Regions from separate parts of the Homo sapiens genome. Here region 1 is linked to region 2. A link is a contact called in ENCODE POLR2A ChIA-PET data. All regions are on one chromosome and are shown on one strand. The core of a region is the stretch at or near the end of the contact, and the rest is flanking DNA. Distances in the headings are between cores, read along the strand shown. Region 1 overlaps SNX29 (sorting nexin 29). Region 2 overlaps CPPED1 (calcineurin like phosphoesterase domain containing 1).

Region 1 (6,921 bases), core at 3,352-5,851, 790 kb after region 2:
ACCATCCTGGCCAACATAGGGAAACTACATCTCTACTAAAATACAAAAATTAGCCAGGCATGGTGGTGCGTGCCTGTAATCCCAGCTACTCCGGACGCTGAGGCAGGAGAATCACTTGAACCAGAGAGTTTCAGTGAGCTGAGATCGCACTACAGCACTCCAATCTGGCGACAGAGTGAGACACCATCTCCAAAAAATATAAAAAATTAAAAAAAAAGAACTATAACTTGGAAATGTTTCAGTGCAGGAGTACCAAGATAAAAAATAAAAATGCACAGCATTATGTATGATTCTATTTTTGTAAAACAATGGCAATAAGGCTACATATATGTGTATATATACATGGCTATTTTATCTGTAAATAATTGTGTACGCATGGAAAAATATAGAACAAATAATTCTTGGTCATTAACATAAGCAACCCAAAGGGAAGGAAAACATACAGGACAGAAAAAACGGGACCCTCCCCCTCTCCCCCAAAAAAAATAGTTGACCAAAAAGTAAAAAGAAAAAAATTCATGCTTTGCAACAGTGATAACTCACAAGGCAGCAGTTTTCAAGGTACCATAAGTGTGAAGGTTTGAGAATAGCAGAAAGGTACATACAAATAATCAAATTAATCTTTGTACAGAGGAACCAGAAAATGGAAAAATAACCTATCTTTAAATGGTAAATCATAATTTCTGATGATTTTCTTTTTCTTTTCTTTTTTTTTTTTTTTTTTGAGACGGAGCTTCATTCTTGTTGCCCAGGCTGGAGTACAATGGCATGATCTCGGCTCACCACAACCTCTGGCTCCCAGGTTCAAGCAATTCTTCTGCCTCAGCCTCCTGAGAAGCTAGGATTACAGGCATGCACCACCACGCCCAACTAATTTTGTATTTTTAGTAGAGACAGGGTTTCTCTATGTTGGTCAGGCGGGTCTCCAACTCCTGACCTCAGGTGATCTGTGCTCCTCGGCCTTCCAAAGTGCTTGGATTACAAGCATGAGCCACCGCGCCCGGCTCTGATAATTTCCAAATGTTACTAATATAAACAATAATTGTCCTCCCTGGTATAGACAGATCTCCAACTCTTGGTCTAGATGCAAATGCTGCCTGGATACTCTTGGCGGATGAGGAATGACAAAATCAGGAACAGGTGCTGGCACTGAGAAGGAATCTGCTGCAGGAGCCAGTAAATCAAAACGGAAAAAGAGAATGGAGAAAAACAAGAGCCCCTGGATGCAGGCGTGAATAAATGAGACACGAGAAATCACATGAAGCCAATAGTCAATGGGATCTCCAAGTCTGGTCAAAGTCCACAGCCTGAGAGAACAAAAAATTCAAACCAAAAGCTTGCTTTAAAAAAATAAAAACTCAGCCAGGCACAGTGGCATGCACCTGGAGTCTCAGCTATTTGGGAGTTTGAGGAGGGAGGATCACTTGAGGCCAGGAGTTCAAAGCCAGCCTGGGCAATATAACAAGACCCGTCTTTAAAAACATTTTCTTAATAAATAAAAATAAAGGCCAGGCACGGTGGCTTATGCCTGTAATCCTAGCACTTTGGGGGGCCGAAGCGGGTAGATTGCCTGAGCTCAGGAGTTCAAGACCAGCCTGGGCAACACGGTGAAACCCATCTCTACTAAAATACAAAACAAAAAAAATTAGCCGGGTATGGCGGCATGTACCTGTAATCCCAGCTACTCGGGAGGCTGAGACAGGAGAATCACTTGAACCTGGGAGGCAGAGGTTGCAGTGAGCCAAGATTATGCCACTGCACTCCAGGCTGGGCAACACAGCGGGACTCCATCACAAAATTAAATACATAAATAATAAATAAATAAAAATAAATAATTTAAAAACCAATATATATTTCTTTTCATTCCTGCTTTCTGGCCAGCAGTGCATGAGACCACCCTTTTCTCCTCTCTCGATATATATATATATATATATATATATATATATATATATATATTTTTTTTTTTTTCCCCCAGTAGAGACAGGGTTTCACTATGTTGGCCAGGCTGGTCTCGAACTCCTGGCCTCAAGCAATCTGTCCCCCACTCAGCCTCCCAAAGTGCTGGGATTACAGGCGTGAACCACCGTGCCTGGCCACTAACAATAATCTTGACTGTTGTTTTGAGGTTTTGTCAGTCTGATGGGTGAAAAGTAGGCAGCTCACTGTTGCTTTAATTTGCATTTCCTTGACTACTAGTGAATTTCGGTGTCTTTATTTTCCTAATATATGTTTGCTGGCTATTTGGCTTTGCTGTTTTATGCAAAGCTTCCATGGTAGAGCCATGACATTATTTCTCAACCTCCACATCTGGGTAATCACTGAATCTCATCAAGGCTCAGTCCCAAACCTCAATCCTTCTGTCTCTTCCCCAGTCCCTGCTTCACTCTGCCCTCCAACCCCGGTTCTCCCAGATTCCATCTCACCCCACCCACCTCCACTCCTCCACCCACCCCAACCCATGCATCCTGGGCAGAAGCTATCTACCTGAAATGCAAATGTGACTTTGTCATTTTCTTTCTTTTTTCCCAATTGGTACCATACTACGCTGTAGGTACACAGTACATGACACGATTTTAGGGAAACCCAGATAAACATTTATGTGTGTCAGGAAAAAATATAACCAGCACCAGACCAGAGTAGACAGTGCCTTGGAATTCCACCTCAAGCCAACCTCTGGCTCAGATGGAACATAGAAATGGCAAAAATGGTGAAAATGGTACACAATGGCCTAAGTTTAAGAAATAATGCCCTGCCAGGCACGGTGGCTCACGCCTGTAATCCCAGCACTTTGGGAGGCCGAGGCGGGCAGATCACGAGGTCAGGAGTTTAAGACCAGCCTGGCCAACATGGTGAAACCTCATCTCCACGAGAAATACAAACATTAGCCAGGCATGGGGGCAGGCGCCTGTAGTCCCAGCTACTCGGGAGGCTGAGGCAGGAGAATCACTTGAACGTGGGAGGCGGAGGTTGCAGTGAGCCAAGACTGCACCACTGTACTCCAGCCTGGACAACAAAAGCAAAACTCTGTCTCAAAAATAAAAAATAAACAAAAGAAATACTGCCCTAACTGATGGCATTCCAATACTTCCCTGTGATAGCAGAGAAGAACCTGCTGACTTTCCAACTGATCTCCCAAACCAAACAACACTCATTCATGCACCCCACCACTTTGCCCCACATCCCTGCACTTTCACATCTGCTATTCCCTCTGCCTAAAATTCCTATCCCACCTATTTGACCGCTAACAACCCTGCTGTCGCCCTATGACAACTAATATTTATTACAGGTCACCATAATTGCCCACAATTTACATGTCCAACTCCCAGATTCAGTTTTGAATTTCTTGAAGACAGCAACCATCTCATCCAATTTGCATCGCCAATGCCAACATAGTACTCTATAAATAAATACCTGTTGAATGAAGGAATTAATGAGGCAATCCCTCCAACCTTCAGTTACTAGTAATTGTCAAAAAACACAGGTATGTCTAGTCATACAAAAAAAAGTTTTGAGTTTATTACGTTTTAACTGGGTGTACCAAGCAAATATTATTACAGCTAATCCTGACTATAACCCTAGCAAGTGAGTATCATTATTATTATCTGATTTTCCAGATGGTGCATGCGAGGTTTAAAGGAGCTAAGTCAGTCCAAAATTACACAGCTGGTAACTGGTGATTTGTGGCTGAAGGAGGCATGAAGGTAAGTATATCTGACACCAAAGCTCACACCCCATGCTCACCACCTCTCTCCACTGTCAGGTTCATGACGAAGATGACGGTGCTAACATAATGTTTATTATGGCCTAGGCAGTATTTCTCAACAACTATCAATATAAGTAAGACAAATATTAATTTAAATTTAGATATAAAAATAGGTTCAGGGCCAGGCATAGTGACTCACGCCTATAATCCCAGCACTTTGGGAGGCCAAGAAGGGTGGATCACCTGAGGTTAGGAGTTTGAGAACAGCCTGGCCAACATGGTTAAACCCCGTCTCTACTAAAAACACAAAAATTAGCTGGGTGTGGTGACACACCCCTAAAATCCCAGCTACTCGGAGGCTGAGGCACAAGAATCGCTAGAACCTGGGAGGCAGAGGTTGCAGTGAGCCAAGATCACGCCACTGCACTCCAGCCTGGGCGACAGAGTGCGATCCTGTCTCAAAAAAAAAAAAATCAGATATAAAAATGGGCTTAGATTTGTTAAACGTCCTGGAGGTTCCCCATTGCTAGAAATAATCTTTTTTCAAAAAAAAAAAAAAAAAAACCCCAAGCAATTCATTTAATCAAGCAGTAAAATAAAAGAGTATGCAATATGGACTGTCTACTACAGAGCCTCAAAGTGGAAATAAAGTACTTGGGGTAAGGGAGGGGGAGAGTCCAATTAATGAACCCCAGGATTTTTGGTCAGGATGACAAGAATCGTAACATCCAGTCAACACCTCAAACTAGTTAGAGGCTGGTAAGAAACTTGTGATGCAGGGAACATAAAAATCACATGACAAACATTCAGAGATATTTAAAAGAGAAAAAAAAGCCTGAAAAAGCCATTCCGTTTCGTAAGTCCTCTGGGGGATACACGTGACAGTTTTCAACTGCATTAAGAATAACATCAGGAACAACAAAGGGCAGCTGGTTTTGGTTTTTAGCTTCCTGAAAAGTCCAAAACTGATTCTAATTCCTCAAAAGGTTAAAAAAAAAAAAATCACCAAAACAAATCATTCTTTTCTGCATGCTTTGAAAGGAGAAGAAATGCTCTCCTATGATTTCTTCTGACAGTCACCTGAAAGTTCATTAAAAAGAGCAATTTCTTGTTTGTTTGTTTGTTTGTTTTGAGACGAGGTCTCACATCGCCCAGGCTAGAGTGCAATGGCGGGTTGATGACTCACTGCAGCCTCGACCTCCTAGGCTCAAGTGATCCTCCCGCTTCAGCCTCTTGAGTAGCTGAGACCACAGGCCTGCACCACCGCACCTGGCTAGCTAATTTTTGGTTTTTTTGTAGACATGGGGTTTCGCCATGTTGGCCAGGCTGGTCTCGAACTCCTGGGATCAAGTGATCCTCCCACCTTGGCCTCTCAAAGGGCTTGAGATTACAAGTGCGGGCCACTGCACCTGGCCATAATTAACAACTTCTAAATGCAGATGAATACCTGAAGCCAACTCACTGCCACCCATATGGCAAAGAGATCCAGTGTGTGAGTGTGTGGTAAATGTCTACCAAGTGTCAAAACACCTTACATATCCTTATAATGAAAATCACAACAGCTAACAATTACTGGAAACTTACTACCTGCCAGGCAATGTTTTAAGGGTTGCACATGAACTGACTCATAACAACCCTCTGAAGTGAATACCATTATACTACCCATTTCAGAGTTGAGGATATTGAGGTGCAAGAAAGAAACTTGCCCAAAATCGCAACACAACCCAGAACTGGCAAACCCAGGATTCAAATGCCAAGCTCCAAAGCCCATGCTGATTCCACTGCCCCCGTTAGCATTCCTGTTCATAATTTGAAGGGAAAACTTCCAGATCACGTCCTCTGATTCCGTATGGGACAAAGACGCCTTGGCGGAACAATCACGTTTCTAGTCTTTGAGGTAACTTCTAGGGCCTACAAAGCTCCTGGGCCATTATTTCTAGAGGGCAAAATATTCCAAAGATATCTTAAAGCTTCTTCACAGGCCAGTCTGACTGAAAGAACATGGAATAATTTCAATGAACCATAAGAACGAGTCTTTGTTCCTAGAGAAAAACAGAGCTAGAAAACACCACCAACAAAGAGAAGCGCGCATTTCAGAGCCCAGCGGCTGCCACCACTTCCTCCTGGGGAGGCTTCTCAGGACTCCATCTGAAGGAAAAAACAAGTCTCGCCTGCATTTCCCCTAATGTCAATACTGTTTTATGTTCCATGTGAAGATGGCAGCATCTCACGGTGTCCGTCTCTCACAAGATCAAATATACATATATATATATACACACACACACACACACACATATATACACACACACATATAAAAATATATATATACATGTATACATATATATATCTCTCACACACATACCCACACACACATACAAAAACATGCTCACACACATCCACCTTGGATTTTGTATTTTGGCAAAATACGGTGCACCATTTAGGCTCCCAAATCCAGCAATGGTCTGCTCTGTCCTGCTAGCACTGTCTCTACTCGAAACATTACTCATCCACCAACACCTTGGCAGCTTTTTTTCGGTGTAAGGATATGTACTATTATTTACTTATTTGTCTTGAATTTGACTCACTTTGTTCAGTTACATACACCTGTTTAAAAATTATTTTAAAATTTAAAAAATGGAAAGCTCCATCACAGTTGTAAATGGTAAACTAGCATCATATGACATAAAAACAGTAGCCTTAAAACTAAACATAGGCCGGGCGCAGTGGCTCATGCCTGTAATCCCACCAGTTTGGGAGGCTGAGGCAGGTGGATCACTTGAGGTCAGGTGTTTAAGACCAGCCTGACCAACATAGTGAAACCCCGTCTCTACTAAAAATACAAAAATTACCCAGGCCTGGAGGCGCGCACCTATAGTCCCAGCTACTAGGGAGGCTGAGTCAAGAGAATCGCTTGAACCCGGGAGGTGGAGGTTGCAGTGAACTGAGATTGCGCCACTGTACTCCAGCCTGTGCGACAGAGCAAGGCTCCATCTCAAGTTAAAAAAGAAAAAAAAAAAAAAAACTAAATACAATTAATGTAATAAATTTTGACTCTCTGCCATGGCCAGAGGACGGCTCTGAGCCTGATATCTGCACACTCTTTTAAAAAAGAGAGGCATACGAAAAACATATTGTTTTTAACTATTTTGAACAAGCTGTCATTTTTGTAAGTCAAAAATGATCCAGGCCGGGTGCGGTGGCTCATGCCTGTAATCCCA
Region 2 (6,731 bases), core at 494-2,993:
CCCAGGCTGGAGTGCAGTGGCACGATCTTGGCTCACTGTAACCTCCGCCTCCCGGGTTCAAGCGATTCTCCTGCCTCAGCCTCTGGAGTAGCTGGAACTATAGGCACGCACCACCACGCCCGGCTAATTTTGTATTTTTAGTAGAGATGGGGTTTCTCCATGTTGGCCAGGCTGGTCTCGAACTCACAACATCAGGTGATCCGCCGTCCTCAGCCTCCTAAAGTGCTGGGATTACAGACCTGAGCCACCGCGCCCGGCCTGGGACGACTGTATTTTAATGGACCTTGTCTTTTTTGTCCAACATGAAGATTTTGCTCTTTTCTTGCTGGGCAACATTCCATTGGATGATTATATACCTTATACATTCTGTTGATGTATATGCTGAATATCTTCCCTTTGCCTCTCCAAACCTTTCTCCCTTCCCCACCATGCCCCAGGGGTTTGCCCTCCGTGAGCTACATCGGTGGGCTCCTTGCCTTTTGGTTTTCCTTTGGGCTCAGCCAGTGGGGAGCCCTGAGAAGAAATCAGAGCAGGGAGAGAAGCAAAAGGCAGCTGTATTTATTCTTGCAGTTTACTCTGTGGGGTTGCCTCGCCTGGCTGTCTTCCTCCCCACCCCTGAAGGTCAAGGTCGCTCCTTTTCTCAGGACAGCTTTTCTCCTCATTCTCTCTAGTTCTGGATTTGAGTAACCATTTCCTCCTTTGAGGCGTGGGAGTGGCAGTGGTTCTGCTTTTCTAACCTTGGGTTACCACACTCCCTTGTAGGTTTCGTCCACCCAACCCCCACCAAGTAATCCCTTTTTAAACCCTTTTTAAAATCATCCTAATTTGAGAATGCCAACTATTTCCTGCAAGGATCCTGACTAATACAATGGCCATTTAGTTGTTTCTGGTTTTTGCCCTTGGTAACAGTGCTGTTATGAACATTCTGTACAAATCTCTTTGTGGACACATGGGAGAGTTACTCTGAGGCATATACCTACAAGCTATGTTCTGGGTTATAGGGTATAATCATCCCCAGCATTACTAGATGTGGTCAAACTGCCTTCCAAAGTGGTAGTGCCAATTTATACTCCCACCAGCAGTATATGAGAGTTCCCTGTTACTCTGCTGTATTATTTTTTTTTTCAGTTCAAGAAATATTTGTTGTGGGCTGGCTGCGGTGGCTCACGCCTATATATTTGTTGAGGGCCGGCCGCGGTGGCTCACGCCTGTAATCCCAGCACTTTGGGAGACTGAGGCGGGTGGATCACCTGAGGTCAGGAGTTCGAGACCAGCATGGTCAACATGGTGAAACTCCATCTGTACTAAAAATACAAAATTAGCTGGGTGTGGTGGCACATGCCTGTAGTCCTAGCTACTTGGGAGGCTATGGCAGGAGAATTGCCTGAGCCTGGGAAGCAGAAGTTGCAGTGAGCCGAGAATGTGCCACTGCACTCCACCCTGGACAACAGAGCAAGACTCCAGCTCAAAACAAACAAACAAAAAAACCGAAAGGAAATAAATATTTCTTATATTCCTATTGCACTGTCCAGTATGGTGGAGAATAGGAAGTTGGGGGCGGGGGAGTGGTTCAAGTTACATGCTCTCAGAGGCTTGTAATAATCCAGGTACAAAGCTAGGGCACAAAAAATAATGCTTGGCTACTGGTGGGCTCTGAGGTCATTCACGCAGGGTTTCCCTGAGGAAGTGTTGCTTCGTCTGATTGCTAAAAGAGGAGTATGAGTTAACTGGGCCACGAAGGGAGGGAAGACCATGTGGACCATGGGCAGAGCAAGTGTGAGAGTCCTAGGACATGGCAGGATGGGAAAGGGAAGGATGAGGGCTGAAGGAAGTCTCTGAGTCTGGAGCAGAAAGATGAGGTTGGGACATGGTGTGGGCTGAGGCTGGAGAGGGAGGTGGTGGTAACTAAGGATTTTTGTCGTGTCCTAATAGCATCAAGAGGTTTCAAGCTGGATGTGTGAGGAAGCAAGGATGTATGATCAGATTTTTATTTTGAAAAGAGTGGTCTGATTGCAGCAATGGCAACAAAAGCATTTCTACTTTAGAGCAACTTGGGATGCAATCCAGTTGGAAGCTGGAGCTCAAGGATTTGTCCAGAGGCTGCATTTCTGTAGTCCCCCATGGTTTACTTTTTTTTTTTTTTTTTTGAGACAGAGTCTAGCTCTGTCACCCAGACTGCAGTGCAGTGATGCTACTCACTGCAACCTCCACCTCCCACGTTCAAACGATTCTCCTGCTTCAGCCTCCCGAGTAGCTGGGATTACAGGCATGTACCACCATGCCCGCTAATTTTTGTGTTTTTAGTAGAGACAGGGTTTCGCCATGTTGGCCAGGCTGGTCTGGGACTCCTGACCTCAGGCACCTCGGCCTCCCAAAGTGCTGGGATTTACAGGCATGAGCCACCGCACTTGGCCCCCATTGTTTACTTTGAATGTGTTTATTTGCTGTAGCTGGAGGTGCCTATTGGGCACGGGGTGTCTTTCAGTGGAGATGGTGGGAGTGCTGAGGTATAGTAGCTTCCTAGGCCATTGCAGCTGCCAGGGGGCCACCACTGGGACCAGAGGATCAGAGAGCAGCTCCCCTGGATAAGAATGGGGATGCTGGAGAGAGACTTGATGATAAATCTATAAGATACCTACCCTGCTGATAGGAGGAGAGAGTGACTCTGAACTTTTCTTAGCCCCGAGTAAATCTAGAAGTGGGGCCAGCACTTGATCTCCTCTGTGAGCCATGCAGTCCCATAGACACACCCAGGATGGGTCATTTAACGGAGGGCCTAGAGAGGCCCAGCCTCAGAGTGTTCTGCTGAGAACCCCAGGTTTGTGGGTTCACATTACTAGGTGCTGAACCCTAGCCTACCATTGCTGCTTCCATTGCACTCATTGACAATTCCCCGGGGTCCTGACTCTATTAGCATCGCTGGCAACTTGGAGAGGTGCCCTTAGAGGCATCAGAGGCCTCTCCAGACTCCTTGGGAAGCCAGTAGATTTGCCCCTTGGGCAGACTGAGAAAGTTAAAGAACTAGCTTTTCGAGGCTGGGAGCAGTGGCTTACGCCTGTAATTCCTGCACTTTGGGAGGCCGAGGCAGGTGGATTGCTTGAGGCCAGGAGTTTAAGACCAGTCTGGCCAACATGGCGAAACCCCATCTCTACTAAAATTAAAAAAATTAGCCGGGTGTGGTGGCAGGCACCTGTAATCCCAGCTACTTGGGAGGCTGAGGCAGGAGAATCACTTGAACCTGAGAGGCGGAGGTTGCAGTAAGCCAAGATTGCCCGCTGCACTCTAGCCTAGGAGACAGAGTGATGACTGTGTCTCAAAAAAAAAAAAAAAAAAAACTGACTTTTCCCCTTCTCTTGCCAAAACACACACCATCAAAGGGGTTTGATTAACTCAAGCAACAGTCCCTAAAAATCACAGCTCTGAACCCTTCACCTTTGCTGCAGAATCAGCTCATTGAGCAGTTTGTTTTCCAAGTGTAGCCTGCCAATTAAATGAAAGAGCGCTTTGCTTTAAGACCCATTTCCTCCCACCGGTGATTTACGTGAGTAACAGTATTCCCATCAACTCCTTCCAGTAGTGGTATGTGTGACACTTGGTTTCAGTCATCCGTTCCCTGTTAACATAATGTGCTAGGCTCTGTTGACGGATGTTGATTAAAAAAAATTGTACATGTCTCACCTGAGAAAGCTCACATTCCTAAGGCATGTTCAGATATTCATTTTAATTAGGCAAATTGATAATTAGGTTTTCTTGACACATATCCTAATTAGGACTACTTTCTTCTAGTAATTGTCTTTTGAGAAGTTTATGGCTTCTGTTTTGAAGAAATCCTAAAAGGGAGAGAGATCAAGATAAAATATGCTTTTAAAGTGACTTAATTATTTTTAGGTCTGAATCTGTTTTTCCAGTTTGATATTTTCCCTTCAGAGAACTGGACTAATGGGTGGTATTCTTAAAAAGATTATTTTCCCAGACATTTCATTCCTAAGAAGCTGATGGAATTTGCTAATCCTGAATCTTTCCTTGTACTCTCTGGAAAACTTCTCCCTTGGCAGAGAATAGTGTCAGTAAAAAAATAACTCACTCTGTCTCTTGCAGGTCTCACCTAAGAACTTTTCTAGAAATAGTAGACCTGGAAAGGTATCTCCAAGTTTGAACAAAGTTGAAAATATTGTGGTTTTAAAAATTCTAACAGGATGATGATGATGAAATAAATGCTTTAAATTGTGCCATACATTTAGGCCAAACTAGTTATCTCTTATTTGAGATATATTTGAAGGTCCTCTTATTTGAGAGTTCCTGTGAGTAAATAGGGCTTATGATTACTTTCTCAACTCTTTGTTGTAATCATCAGTCAAGGGATAGAGTGACCAGCACACATATGTAAAAAGTTTGCACTATAACATTTCCAGAAAACACAATTAATTTTATTTTTGAATGTCGGGGTTTTTCATTTTCAAAAATTTATTTATTTATTTATTGTATTTTATTTCTTTTGAGGTGGTCTTGCTCTGTCACCCAGGCTGGAGTACAGTGGTGTGATCATGGCTGATTTGCAGCCTCAACCTGTGGTGCTTAAGTGATCCTCCCACCTCAGCCTCCTGAGTAGCTGAGACTACAGGCGTGCACCACCATGCCTGGCTAATTTTTAAGTATTTTTTTGTAGAGACAAGGTCTTACTGTGTTGTCCAGGCTGGTCTTGAACTCCTGAACTGAAGCTATCCTCCCACCTCAGCCTCCCAAACTGTTAGGACAAGCTTGTCCAACCCATGGTCTGCTGGCCACATGTGGCCCAGGATGGCTTTGAATGTGTCCCAGCACAAATTCCTAAACTTTCTTAAAAGTTCGGAATTTTTTGCCATTTTTTTTTCAAGCTCATCAGCTATCATTAATGTTAGTGTATTTCATGTGTGGCCCAAGACAGTTCTTCCGTTGTGGCCCAGGAAAGCCAAAAGATTGGAAATCCCTGTGCTAGGATTACAGGTGTGAGCCACTGGGCCTTGCCTGCTTTAAAATTTTTTTTGGAGACAGGGTCTTACTCTGTCACCTATGCTGGAGTGCAGTGGCATGATCTCCGCCCACTGCAGCCTCCCCCTCCTGGGCTCAAGCCATGCTCGATCCTCCCACCTCCACCTCCTGAGTAGCTAGGAACAGAGAAGGTGCTACCACGCCTGGCTGATTTTTATATTTTTTGTAGAGACAGTTTCGCTGTGTCACTCAGGTTAGTCTTGAACTCTTGGACCCGAGCAATCCTCCTGCCTTAGCCTCCAAAAGTGCTGGGATTACAGGCATGAGCCACCGCACCTGGCCTAAATTTTTTTAATAACTTTCTTGAGGTATAATTTATGTACCATAACATGCATTTTAAGTTTACAACTCAAGGGATTTTATTAACTTTAGAGTGGTGTAGTCACAATCTAACTTTAGCACATCTCTACCTTCCCAAAAAAGTGGTTTTATACCCACTTGCAAGTCTCTTCATGTTGCCACTCCCAGCACAGGCAACTGCTAATTTACCTCCATAGATGGGCCTTTTCCGGACATTTCATGTTAATGGAAAAATATGTGGTCTTTTGTGACTGGCCTCTTTGTGGTAGCATAAGGTTTCTGAGGCTCACTTATTTTGTAGCTTGAACCAATACTTTGTTCCTTTTTACTAAATGATATTCCATTGTATAGATAACCCATTTTGTTTATCCGACCACCTATTGATAAACATTTGGACATTTTTTTTTTGACACTGATGGACATTTCACGCATCTGGGTACCTCTTGTCTATTGGGAATAAAGCTGCTATGAACAGTCACAGACACATCTTCTTAAGGGTATTTGTTCTCATATCTTTTGGGTAGATACCTAGGATTGGAATTGCTGAGTCATACGGTAACTATGTTTAATATTTTGAGGAACCACCAAACTATTTTCCAAAGCAGATGCGCCATTTTACATTCCCACCAGCAGTGTATATGGGTTCCAGTTTCTCCATATCCTTGCCAACATTTCTTATTGCCACTCTTTTTTATTATAACCATCCAAATCGGTGTGAAGTAGTATCTCATTGTGAGTTTTTTTTGTTGTTTTTTTGAGACAGAGTCTCACTCTGTCGCCCAGGCTGGAGTGCAGTGGCATGATCTCGGCTCACTGCAAGCTTTGCCTCCTGGATTCAAGCGATTCTCCTGCCTCAGACTCCCAAGTAGCTGGGATTTCAGGTGCACACAACCACACCTGGCTAATTTTTGTATTTTTTAGTAGAGATGGGGTTTCACCGTGTTGGCCAGGCTGGTCTGGAACTCCTGACCTCAGGTAATCCACTTGCCTCAGCCTCCCAAAGTGCTGGGATTACAGGCATGAGCCACAGTGCCTGGCCAGTTGTATGTTTCTTCTTGTGACTTTGCTGTCTTTTTCTACCTGTACACTATAAATTCTTGAGGAGCAAGAAGCCCAGACCTAGGATGGTGTCTAGCAGTAGTAGACACTCAGTGGCTTTTTTTTTTTTAAGACAAAGTCTTGCTCTATCGCCCAGGCTAGAGTGCAGTGGCGTGATCTTGGCTCACTGCAACCTCTGCTTCCTGGGTTCAAGTGATTCTCCTGCCTCGGACTCCCAAGTAGCTGGGACTACAGGTGCATGCCACTGCACCTGGCTAATTTTTGTGTTTTGGTAGAGATGGGATTTTACCATGTTGGCCAGGCTGGTCTTGAATTCCTGACCTCAAGTGAACTGCCCACCTTGG

What was found. ChIA-PET counts read pairs that join two places held with the same protein, here RNA polymerase II (POLR2A).
Region 1: POLR2A ChIA-PET joins it to region 2 with 10 read pairs in BJ. The contact joins two enhancer-like sites. POLR2A ChIA-PET finds 5 or more read pairs at or near these places in 2 of 52 experiments (BJ and activated T-cell).

The regions. Positions count from the first base shown.
Region 1 is chr16:12,008,536-12,015,456 of GRCh38, reverse strand. All of the region lies in intron 3 of SNX29 (sorting nexin 29), which reads right to left. Among named protein-coding and RNA genes, the nearest start is that of SNX29, 35 kb to the right of the region's middle. Within about 2 kb of position 4,601, at least 4 of the 41 ENCODE cell types and tissues checked have a DNase peak (open chromatin) inside an H3K27ac peak, as active enhancers do.
Region 2 is chr16:12,795,848-12,802,578 of GRCh38, reverse strand. The region is part of intron 1 of CPPED1 (calcineurin like phosphoesterase domain containing 1); the gene reads left to right. Among named protein-coding and RNA genes, the nearest start is that of CPPED1, 4.7 kb to the left of the region's middle. RefSeq lists an enhancer at 433-512. Within about 2 kb of position 1,743, at least 2 of the 41 ENCODE cell types and tissues checked have a DNase peak (open chromatin) inside an H3K27ac peak, as active enhancers do.